Linked DNA regions of Homo sapiens: region 2 is linked to region 1. A link is an interaction called in ENCODE POLR2A ChIA-PET data of the cell type or tissue named here. Cell type or tissue: PC-3. All regions are shown on one strand. Links, peaks and the distances in the headings refer to the core of each region. The heading gives the core; the rest is flanking DNA.

Region 1 (5,387 bases), core at 91-5,090:
AACAGATGAATGGTGTATTAGTCAGGGTTCTCTAGAGGGACAGAACTAATAGGATAGATGTATATATAAACGGGAGTTTATTAAGGAGTATTGACTCACGTGACCACAAGGTGAGGTCCCACAATAGGCTGTCTGTAAGCTGAGAAGCAAGGAAGCCAGTCTGAGTTCCAAAGCTGAAGAACTTGGAGTCTGATGTTCAAGGGCAGGAAGCATTCAGCAAGGGAGAAAGATGTAGACGAGAAAACTAAACCATTCTAGTCATTTCACGTTCTTCTGCCTGCTTCCATTCTGGCCACGCTGGCAGCTAATTAGATTGTGCCCATCCAGATTGAGGATAGGGTCTGCCTTTCGCAGTCCACGGACTCAAATGTTAATCTCCTTTGGCAACACCTTCACAGGCACACCCAGGAAAAATATTTTGCATCCTTCAATCCAATCAAGTTGACACTCAGTATTAGCCATCACAAGTGGATAAAGAAAATATGGTACATATACATAATGGAGTACTATTCAGACATAAAAATGAATGAGATCCAGTCATTTGCCACAACGTGGACGTAACTGGAGGTCATCATGCTAAGTGAAATAAGCCAGGCACAGAAAGACAAATATCACACGTTCTCACTTATCTGTGGTATTTAAAAATCAACACAATTGAACTCATGGAGATAGAGAGTAGAAGGATGGTTACCAAAGGCTGAGAAAATGAGTGGAGAGGGTGGGAGGTGGGGATGATTAATGGGTATAAAAAATAGTCAGAAAGAATAAATAACACCTAGTATGTGATAGCACAACAGGGTGACTATAGTCAATAATAATTTAATTGTACATTTAAAAATAACTAAGATTATAATTAGATTGTTTGTAACACAAAGGATAAGTGTTTGAGGGGATGGATACCCCATATTACTTGATGTGATTATTATGCATTGCATGCCTGCATCAAAACATCTCATGTACCCTATCTCTTGCAATATGTAATATATACACCATGTACCCACAAAAATTAAAAATTAAAAAAATTAACTCAAAGTTGATAATAGACCTGATTGTAAAATGGGAAACCATAAAACCCCTAGAATATAACATATATAACATAGGAGAAAACCCAGATAGCCTTGAATAGGGTGATGACTTTTTTAGATACAACATCAAAGGCATGATCCATGCAAGAAAGAATTGATAAGCTGTACTTCATTAAAATTTAAAACTTCTACTCTGTGAAAGACAAGGTAAAGAGAATGAGAAGACAAACCACAGACTGAGAGGAAATCATTGCAAAAGATATATCTGATAAAGAATTGTTATCCAAAATATACAAAGAACTCTTAAAACTCAACAAGAAAACAAACAACTCAATTATAAATGCGCCAAAGACCTTAAGGAACACCTCACCAAAGAAGATATACAGATGGAAAATAAGCATATGAAAAAATGCTCCACATCTTACATCATCAGGAAAATGCCAATTAAAACAATAATGTGATACCACTACATATCTATTAAAATGGTCAAAATCCAGAACACTGACAATATCAAATGCTGGCAAGGATGTGTAGCAACAGGAACTTTCATTCACTGGTGGTGGGAATGCAAAATGGTACAGCCATTTGCAAGACAGTTTGGCAGTTTCTTACAAACAAAACATATTCTTACTATATGATCCAGCAATCACACTCCTTAGCACTTAACTATAGGAGCTGAAAACTGTCCACACAAAAACCTGTACACAGATGTTTATAGCAGCTTTATTTTTGCCAAAACCTGGAAGCAATTAAGATATCCTTCAGTAGGTGAATGAATTAATATAGTATATCCAGACAATGGAATATCACTCAACATTGTTAAAAGGTAAACTGAAGCACATTTAATTTTTTTTAATGTATTTGAGCAAACAATGATTCATTAAATGGTCAGCTCCAAACTACAACTAGTTTGGGGAGTTCAAAGAGGGAGTGCAAAGGGGAGGTTTTATAGGACGAACATGGAAGTAAAGCAAAGAAAATATTTGATTGATTGTGCAGCTGCCTTATTTGGTGCAGGCTCCTGGAAAGTCCCCAGTTACACAACTATAACAGTTGGTGGTTTCTGATTAGTTGAGCTTAAGTTTTCTTTTTCTTTCATATGGGCATTTACAAGAAATAGTCCAAGCTTTCTTTTTCCCCCCCTTTTTAACTGAGTCTTGCTCTGTTGCCCAGGCTGGAGTGCAGTGGCATGATCTCAGCTCACTGCAACCTCCACCTCCCGGGTTCAAAAGATTCTCCTGCCCCAGTCTCCCGAGTAGCTGGGACTACAGGCGTGAGCCACCATGCCTGGCTAATTTTTGTATTTTTAGTAGAAACGGAATTTTGCCATGTTGGCCAGGCTGGTCTTGAACTCCTGACCTCAAGTGATCCACCCACCTCGGCCTCCCAAAGTGCTGGGATTACAGGCATGAGCCACTGTGTCCAGCTTCAAGTTAAGTTTTGATTATGTTTGCAAATAAAATAAGGTTAAAGTCATATATGAGACCTAACTGACTTTGTCCACTTACAGATTCTTCAAGCCTGGTCTCTATTTTATTTTAGTTTAACAGCATTAAGAAGAAATGATCTATCAAGACATGAAAAGATATGGAGGAAATTTAAATGCATATTACTAAGTGAAAAAAGCCAATCTGAAATGTCTACATATGTATGATTCCAACTATGTGACATTCTGGGAAAGGCAAAACTATGGAGACAATAAAAAATATCTGTGGTTGCCAGGATTTGGAGGGGTATAGAGGAGGGATGCAGAGGCGGAGCACAGAGGATTTTTAGGGCAGTGACAATACTCTATATGATACTACAATGGTGAAAATATATCATTATATATTTGTACAAACCCATAGAGTGTATAACACCAAGAATGAACTCTAATGTAAATTATGGACTTTGGGTGATTATGATGTGTCAATGTAGGTTCATCAGTTTTAACAAATGTGCCACTCTGGTGGGGGATGTTGATAATGAGAGAGGCTATACATGAGTGAAGACAGAGAAGGTATAGATTAAATGTGTCTCCCACAAATTCTTATGTTGAAAACTTAATCCCCAATGTGATGGTCTCAGGAGGTGGAGCCTTTGAGGGGGTGATTAGGTCATGAGGCTGGAACCCTTGTGGATGGGATTAATGCCCTTATAAAAGAGACTCCAAAGAACTCCCTTGCTCCTTCCACCATCTGAGGACATAATGAAAAGATGGCTGTCTATGAACCAGAAAACGTGCCCTCATCAGACACCAAATCTGCTGGTGTGTTACTCTTGAACTTCCCAACTTCCAGAATAAGAAATAAATTTCCATTGTTGATAAGGCCGTACTATAGGACTTTGCTACAGCAGTCCAAAAGGGTTAATACAGGGAATATATGGGAAATCTCTGTATCTTTCTCTCAATTTTGCTATGAAACTAAAATTGCTATTTAAAAAATAAAGTACTTATTTCATTTAAAAAATTGATGACACGGCCAGGGTGCGGTTGCTCATGCCTGTAATCCCAGCACTTTGGGAGGCCGAGGCAGGTGGACCACCTGAGGTTACGAAATTGGCACCTGCCTGGCCAACATGGTGAAACCCTGTCTCTACTAAAAATACAAAAATTAGCCAGGTGTGGTGGTGCATACCACCAGCTGGGTGGTAATCCCAGCTGAGGCTGAGGCAGGAGAATCTTTTAAACCCGGGAGGTGGAGGTTGCAGTGAGCTGAGATTGTGCCACGGCACTCCAGCCTTGGTGACAAAGTGACACTCTGTCTCAAAAAAATAAATAAATAAATAAAATTTAAAAATTGATGACAAAGGTTGGATTTTTGCAACAGGCGATTGGATTTGTTACCCATCCTCAAATTCTAGGAATACTCAAAGGTCATTGGTGACTATAAATTACCTTACATCCATAGACTGTTTTACTCTTGAGTTCCTACAGCACTGTGGGATGAGTGCCCTCCAAGTTATTATTTCCATCTATTTTGTCATTAGGTTTATAACATACCATGCTTCTGTCACTATTAGTTTTAGTACCTCTGACCTTTCAGCTTCGAGCTGAAATTTGGGAGGGAAGATCTCAGCATCTTCCTTAGCAAAGAATGAAGCATAAAACTGATTGGGCCTCTGCTTTCTCTTCTTATGCCTCAAGACCTCTTTCAACTCATTGAACAGTGCTACTCTGGATTGGGCTCCAACAGAACTGTGAAGTAGGAATCTGTTTTCTCTGTTCTTCACTATTAAACTCCCAACCACCAAGAGCCAGTATTTTATCACCCCTCCTTTCAGTGCTCCTCTCTGACACAGAGCCTAACATGCTCATGTGACCCCATTCCTTCTTGCCCTAGGAGACACCAGTCTAATTTCTCAAATTCTTGCTGATAGTGCCAGATGACTCTAAGATGGAATGTACTGTTCTCAATTGAGTAGAAAGAGGCCTCAGATCTATCATAACTTAAATTTGGGGGACAGTTATTTGACTTCTCTGACCTTAATTTCCTTGTCCGAAAAACAATAATGGTAAAAATAAATACCACCAACTGATAATACCTGTAAAGTGAACTGCAAAGCACAGACAAGTGAATGATTAGATATTCTTGTTAGATTCTATAGGCACAGAAGTCAATGCTGCTTTTGATTCATTGTAACTTTTAAATGTCTTCTAAGTTAAAGGGCCATTCACGTTCACAGTGACATTAGTTGACTAGTCTATTAGTGACTAGTGACTCTTCAGTAACTAGTTGACTCTTCCTTTGCCTCTCACCACCATCATTCCCTCTGTTCTAGAGTATTTACAAGCCACAAGGTGTCTATCTAAAGGAGACAGCTAATATCTAAAGGTATAATTCTATGCTCCAAAACAGCAATACTAATTCAAGTGTGAATAACATGACCCTATTCCCACAGATCCTTTTTTTGGATAGAACTCTGCTTTTAATGTCTCCAGATAAACTGATTATTTTATTTTATTTATTTTTTTTAGAGAGAGCTTACATTTTAATAGGGGAAGTTGACCATGAGCTTGTAAGTATGTGAATAAGCAAAATAATTTCAGAATGTTTTAAGTGCTAAGAAAGAAAGAAGCAGGTAATGGAGTGAAAAGTACTTTAGATTGTGTGGTTAAAGCATACCTGTTTGAGCTGTGACTCTGCGGCTAACCATGGGATACTTTAGGCTCGTCTTGCCTTTTCTAGTTTCTATCAAATCTTAGTTTGCCTCTTAGTCTCTGCTTCCTATCCTAAATCTTATTATTCCTTTGAATTTAGAGTTGCTTTTTGTACATGTTGGATTAACTATGTAGGATGGCTTATTCAATTAGAAACTCATCCTAAATTCCTAGCTCTAGGCATTTGGCCAAATTTCCTCCTAGGAAAATTTTTGACTGGG
Region 2 (5,387 bases), core at 175-5,174, 390 kb after region 1:
TGAGAACTTAATAAGTAGCAGATGTAACATCATAAATGATTAGAGAAGAATGGTTGGAACGGTTGGTTATCTAAATAAAATAAATTGGATCTCTATCTCACCACACACACACACACACACACACACACACACATAAATTTCAGGCAAATTACAAGCCCAAATAAAAGCAAAACCTTAACATTTTTAATAGAATGTAGGAGGCTATCTTTTTGATCTAAGGGTAAGGTAAAAAAAATTTAAGTAAAACACAAAGATGACCATAAAGGAAAATACTAATATAGTATATTATATTCAACTTTAAAAATTTTCTGCATAAAAAACATACACAAAAATGAAACAAGTCACATAATGGGAGAAGATATTTGAAATACATAGTACTGATTAGTTCCAAGATTAGTCCTAAAATATGAACTATGAATATGCTAATATTGGCTGAGCATGGTGGCTCACGTCTGTAATCCCAGCACTTTGGGAGGCCGAGACGGGCGGATCACCTGAGTCGTGAGTTCATGACCAGCTTGGCCAACATGGTGAAACACCGTCTCTACTACAAATACAAAAATTAGCTGGGCATGGTGGCACATGCTTGTAATCCCAGCTACTTGGGAGGCTGAGACAGGAAAATCTCTTGAACCTGGGAGGCGGAGGTTACAGTGAGCCAAGATCACGCCACTGCACTCCAGCCTCGGTGACAAGAGTGAAACTCCGTCTCAACAACAACAAAAACAGCAACAAAAAAAACAGAATGGAGCCCTCAGAAATAATACCACACATCTACAACCATCTGATCTTTGACAAACCTGACAAAAACAAGAAATGGGGAAAGGACTCCCTATTTAATAAATGGTGCTGGGAAAACTGGCTAGCCATATGTAGAAAGCTGAAACTGGATCCCTTCCTTACACCTTATACAAAAATTAATTCAAGATGGATTAAAGACTTAAATGTTAGACCTAAAACCACAAAAACCCTAGAAGAAAACCTAGGCAATACCATTCAGGAAATAGGCATGGGCAAGGACTTCATGTCTGAAACACCAAAAGCAATGGCAACAAAAGCCAAATTGACAAATGGCATCTAATTAAACTAAAGAGCTTCTACACAGCAAAAGAAACTACCATCAGAGTGAACAGGCAACCTACAGAATGGGAGAAAATTTTTGCAATCTATCCATCTGACAAAAGGCTAATATCCAGAATCTACAAAGAACTTAAACAAATTTACAAGAAAAAATCAAACAACTCCATCAAAAAGTGGGCGAAGGATATGAACAGACACTTCTCAAAAGAAGACATTTATGCAGCCAACAGACACATGAAAAAATGCTCTTCATCACTGGCCGTCAGAGAAACGCAAATCAAAACCACAATGAGATACCATCTCACACCAGTTAGAATGGCGATCATTAAAAAGTTAGGAAACAACAGGTGCTGGAGAGGATGTGGAGAAATAGGAACACTTTTACACTGTTGGTGGGAGTGTAAACTAGTTCAACCATTGTGGAAGACAGTGTGGCGATTCCTCAAGGATCTAGAACTAGAAATACCATTTGATCCAGCCATCCCATTACTGGGTATATACCCAAAGGATTATAAATCACGCTGCTACAAAGACACATGCACACAGGTTTACTGTGGCACTATTCACAATAGCAAAGACCTGGAACCAAACCAAATCTCCATCAGTGATAGACTGGATTAAGAAAACGTGGCACATATACACCATGGAATACTATGCAGCCATAAAAAGGATGAGTTCATGTCCTTTTTAGGGACATGGATGAAGCTGGAAACCATCATTCTGAGCAAACTATCACAAGGACAGAAAACCAAACACTGCATGCTCTCACTCATAGGTGGGAATTGAACAATGAGAACACTTGGACACAGGGTGGGGAACATCACATACCAGGGCCTGTTGTGGGATGGGGAGAGGGGGGGAGGGATAGCATTAGGGGATATACCTAACGTAAATGACAAGTTAATGGGTGCAGCACACCAACATAGCACATATATACATATGTAACAAACCTGCACGTTGTGCACATGTAACCTAGAACTTAAAGTATAATAAAATGGAATTTCCACAAGGGATATAACTGTGAGGCTGTGAAGCAACTGGAACTTTCGTATATTCTTTTCTTTTTTTTTCTTTTTAGGAGACGGAGTCTCGCTCTTTCGCCCAGGCTGGAGTGCAGTGGCGCGATCTCGGCTCACTGCAAGCTCTGCCTCCTGGGTTCATGACATTCTCCTGCCTCAGCCTCCCAAGTAGCTGGGACTAGAGGCACCCGCCACCATGCCTGGCTATTTTTTTGTGTTTTTAATAGAGACAGGGTTTCACTGTGTTAGCCAGGATGGTCTCGATCTCCTGACCTCATGATCCACCTGCCTCGGCCTCCCAAAGTGTTGGGATTACAGGCGTGCTCCACAGCGCCCAGCTTCATATATTCTTAATGTGCATATAAACCGCCCCCACTTCTTTGGAGAGGAATCTGGGTTTTTTTGTTGTTGGGTTTTTTTTTTTTTTGAGATGGAGTCTTGCTCTGTTGCCCAGGCTGGAGTGCAGTGGCAGGGTCTCGGCTCACTGCAACCTCTGCCTACTGGGTTCAAGTGATTCTTCTGCCTCAGCCTCCCAAGTAGCTGGGATTACATGTGCCTGCCACCATGCCTGGCTAATTTTTGTATGTTTTTAGTAGAGATGGGGTTTCACCATGTTGGCCAGGCTGGTTTCGAATCCTGACCTCAGGTGATCCGCCCACCTGGGCCTCCCAAAGTGCTGGGATTACAGGCGTGAGCCACCACTCCTGGCCCAAAATAATATCATATTTTACTTATAGAAACATATGTAGCAAAAATATAAAAGGACTTGCAGGAGAACGATAAAACAAAGGATAGTGATTGCTTGCGTCTGAAGAATGAAAAAGAGGCATCCAGAAAGCTTCAATAATATTATGTCCATTTCTTGAGGTTAGTGATATATGTTCAAGTTTTATATTATACTCTCTTTTTTGTATGCCTGAAGTAGTTCATAGAAAATTAATTGATGATGCAAAATGGTGATTTTTAAACTTATTTTTCTTTTCAGAGCCTTTTTTTAAATTAAAACTTATGCAGAATCCTAAGAACCAAAAGAGACAAGTAAATGTTCTACTAGAAGAGAGAATAGTGGGCCAGAGTTAGGTTCAGCTTGGCAATCTCTATTCTCCAACCTCATGCAGAATAGCCCATGAAAAGTTTTCTAGAGTTCTAGAAATCTAGAAGTCTAGAGTTCTAAATCCTTAGAGTTCCCAGCAGCACATCTGAAAATCACTGTTCTAGAAGGGTATCTATTTGTAAAATATTGTTAATAAGAATATTTAATATTAAATATTTTGATAATATATTAATATATAATTTTAATAATATTTAAATTTTTTTAATTTTAAGTTTAAAAGCAGATTATAATGCTGTGTGAAACCATTTATACATAATAGGTGTAACATGTGTCTGCTTATGTAGTAAAAGTTCTGTAACAAGGATATAGTCCAAAGCTAACAGTGGTATAATTGGATGGTGGAATTGCAGGTAATTTTACTCTTTTTATTTAACTATCTATTATTTTTTATTTTGCTATACTGAATAAGTTTGATTTAATAAGAGAAAAACATTAATAAATTGTTAAAAGAATTAGAAATAGGGTCTCTTTTAGAGATATAGCTGTAGAGTGCTGTCTTAAACATAGGCTATTTTAAGTTCAGTGCTCTAAAGTGAAAATTATGTTACACTTTATATTTAAAAATTAACTTAGCAAGAATATCTAAGAAATTTTTGAAAAATAACAATAATGAGGATGGATGAAATGTCCCTCATCATTATTTACAATAAAGCTACAATTCATGTAACTGGTATGTGCATAGATTGACAGATTAATGAAACAGAATAAAAAGTTGAGAAATGAATCCAAATACATATGAGAATTTAGAATATGATAAACATGACATTTCAAATCCTTAGGAATGCTTATAGCTTCTGCCTAAGATCTAGAAAACTGGAAATAATTTTTAATTTTGCTAACAACAAGAAAAAATAATGTACAAAATCATAATTTGTCTTGAACCACCCCCCCTCAAGAACTGAGGTAAGGCACCAAAATAGCCTGATATTCTAAGGAAAAATAGGCATCTTCAAGAGGAGAGAAGATGAAAGCATTGATTTACCTGTGGCAGAGCATAAGAGGAAGGCAAGCCCACCATACAAGCAGGTAAGAAGCTAAAATATTTAACAAATTGCTAAAGGCTGAGTTTGTTCTAGAATGAAATCATGGAACCCTTGAGAGCCCTAGACCCAAAGATGGTTTGCATCCTTTTGCTGGTTTGTTTTCACCAACTTCGCTGGATACAGATGAGAAAGACAGGAGTCAGGGTGGGATTTCATAGGAAGCCACCTTTTGCAGTATAGGCCTGGAGAGGAGAATGGCCAGTTCTGTGGTAAACACACAAAGCTCCACCCAGACCTTCTCCCCTAAGAAACAAAATACTTATGTTGTTAGGGTAAGGGCAGTAAACCTATCTCCCCCAGAGCACAGGTGACATACCATTTTATCTGGGAGAAATACAAAGAACAAAACCCTCCAACTCTGGAGGAGGGGAAAGAAACTATTATGGATCCAGTCCAAGAGAGGTTTCCTGCCTCTGGGTGAGGGATACGATCACTGAGAAAACTCCACTCCTAGACCCAGAGATATAGGGTCTGACTAAGTCTGAGGCTGGAGAAGGACCACAGAAAGTTATCCTGCCCTCTCTCTCCCCATCCTACCCTCTAGCAAGTGCCAAATAACAAGCACCAGGCAACAAGCAACCAAAGTCTACTTTTGGGGAAGAGGCAAGAACATGGAGAACTCTGAGGCACACATTTATAGAGAAGGTATAAAGTTAAGGAAGAAGCAGGACATTGAGGAAAAAGCCTCTGGAAACCAAATCCCACCCTACGCACAAGGTATATCTAGTGAAATCTAAAACTGGTGGTACATGGAACATAAACATAGCAACAGCAAAAGAGAAACCCAGCTCAATTCCTGACTATACTGACTAACCCTCTAGAAGCCAACAGGAGAAATGTCATTTCCAGTAATAAATAGTATTTACTACTATTTATCTCAATTTCTACTGTTCTACCTACTCTGTGCAGCAAGAAATTTAAAAGTACAAGACACAAAAAAAACAAAAAAAAAAGTTTAAACCCATTTTCAAGAGACAAAGCAATCAATAGAACCAGATTTGGAGATGACATTGATGTTGGAACTATCAGATATGAAATTTTAAATAATTATGATTAAATTGTTAGCCTTTCCTCCTGGAAAAGAGGGAGAACATGCATGGACAGATAAGGAAAATCAGCAGACAGATAGAA

Evidence for each region. ChIA-PET counts read pairs that join two places held together with the same protein. Peaks named below come from ENCODE experiments on the same cell type or tissue, not always from the same donor. Only the 100,000 strongest peaks of a DNase experiment are listed, where the experiment ranks them.
Region 2: POLR2A ChIA-PET joins it to region 1 with 6 read pairs; 2 of 35 experiments call an interaction of 5 or more read pairs at or near these places.

The regions. Positions count from the first base shown.
Region 1 is chr12:80,151,093-80,156,479 of GRCh38, reverse strand. The region is part of intron 1 of OTOGL (otogelin like); the gene reads right to left. Among named protein-coding and RNA genes, the nearest start is that of OTOGL, 54 kb to the right of the region's middle. In PC-3, for the core only: no CTCF peak of the experiment used is centred there; a DNase peak (open chromatin) is centred at 1,969; H3K27ac peaks cover 1,432 bases.
Region 2 is chr12:79,756,201-79,761,587 of GRCh38, reverse strand. The region is part of intron 4 of PPP1R12A-AS2 (PPP1R12A antisense RNA 2); the gene reads right to left. Among named protein-coding and RNA genes, the nearest start is that of PAWR, 68 kb to the right of the region's middle. In PC-3, for the core only: no CTCF peak of the experiment used is centred there; no DNase peak of the experiment used is centred there.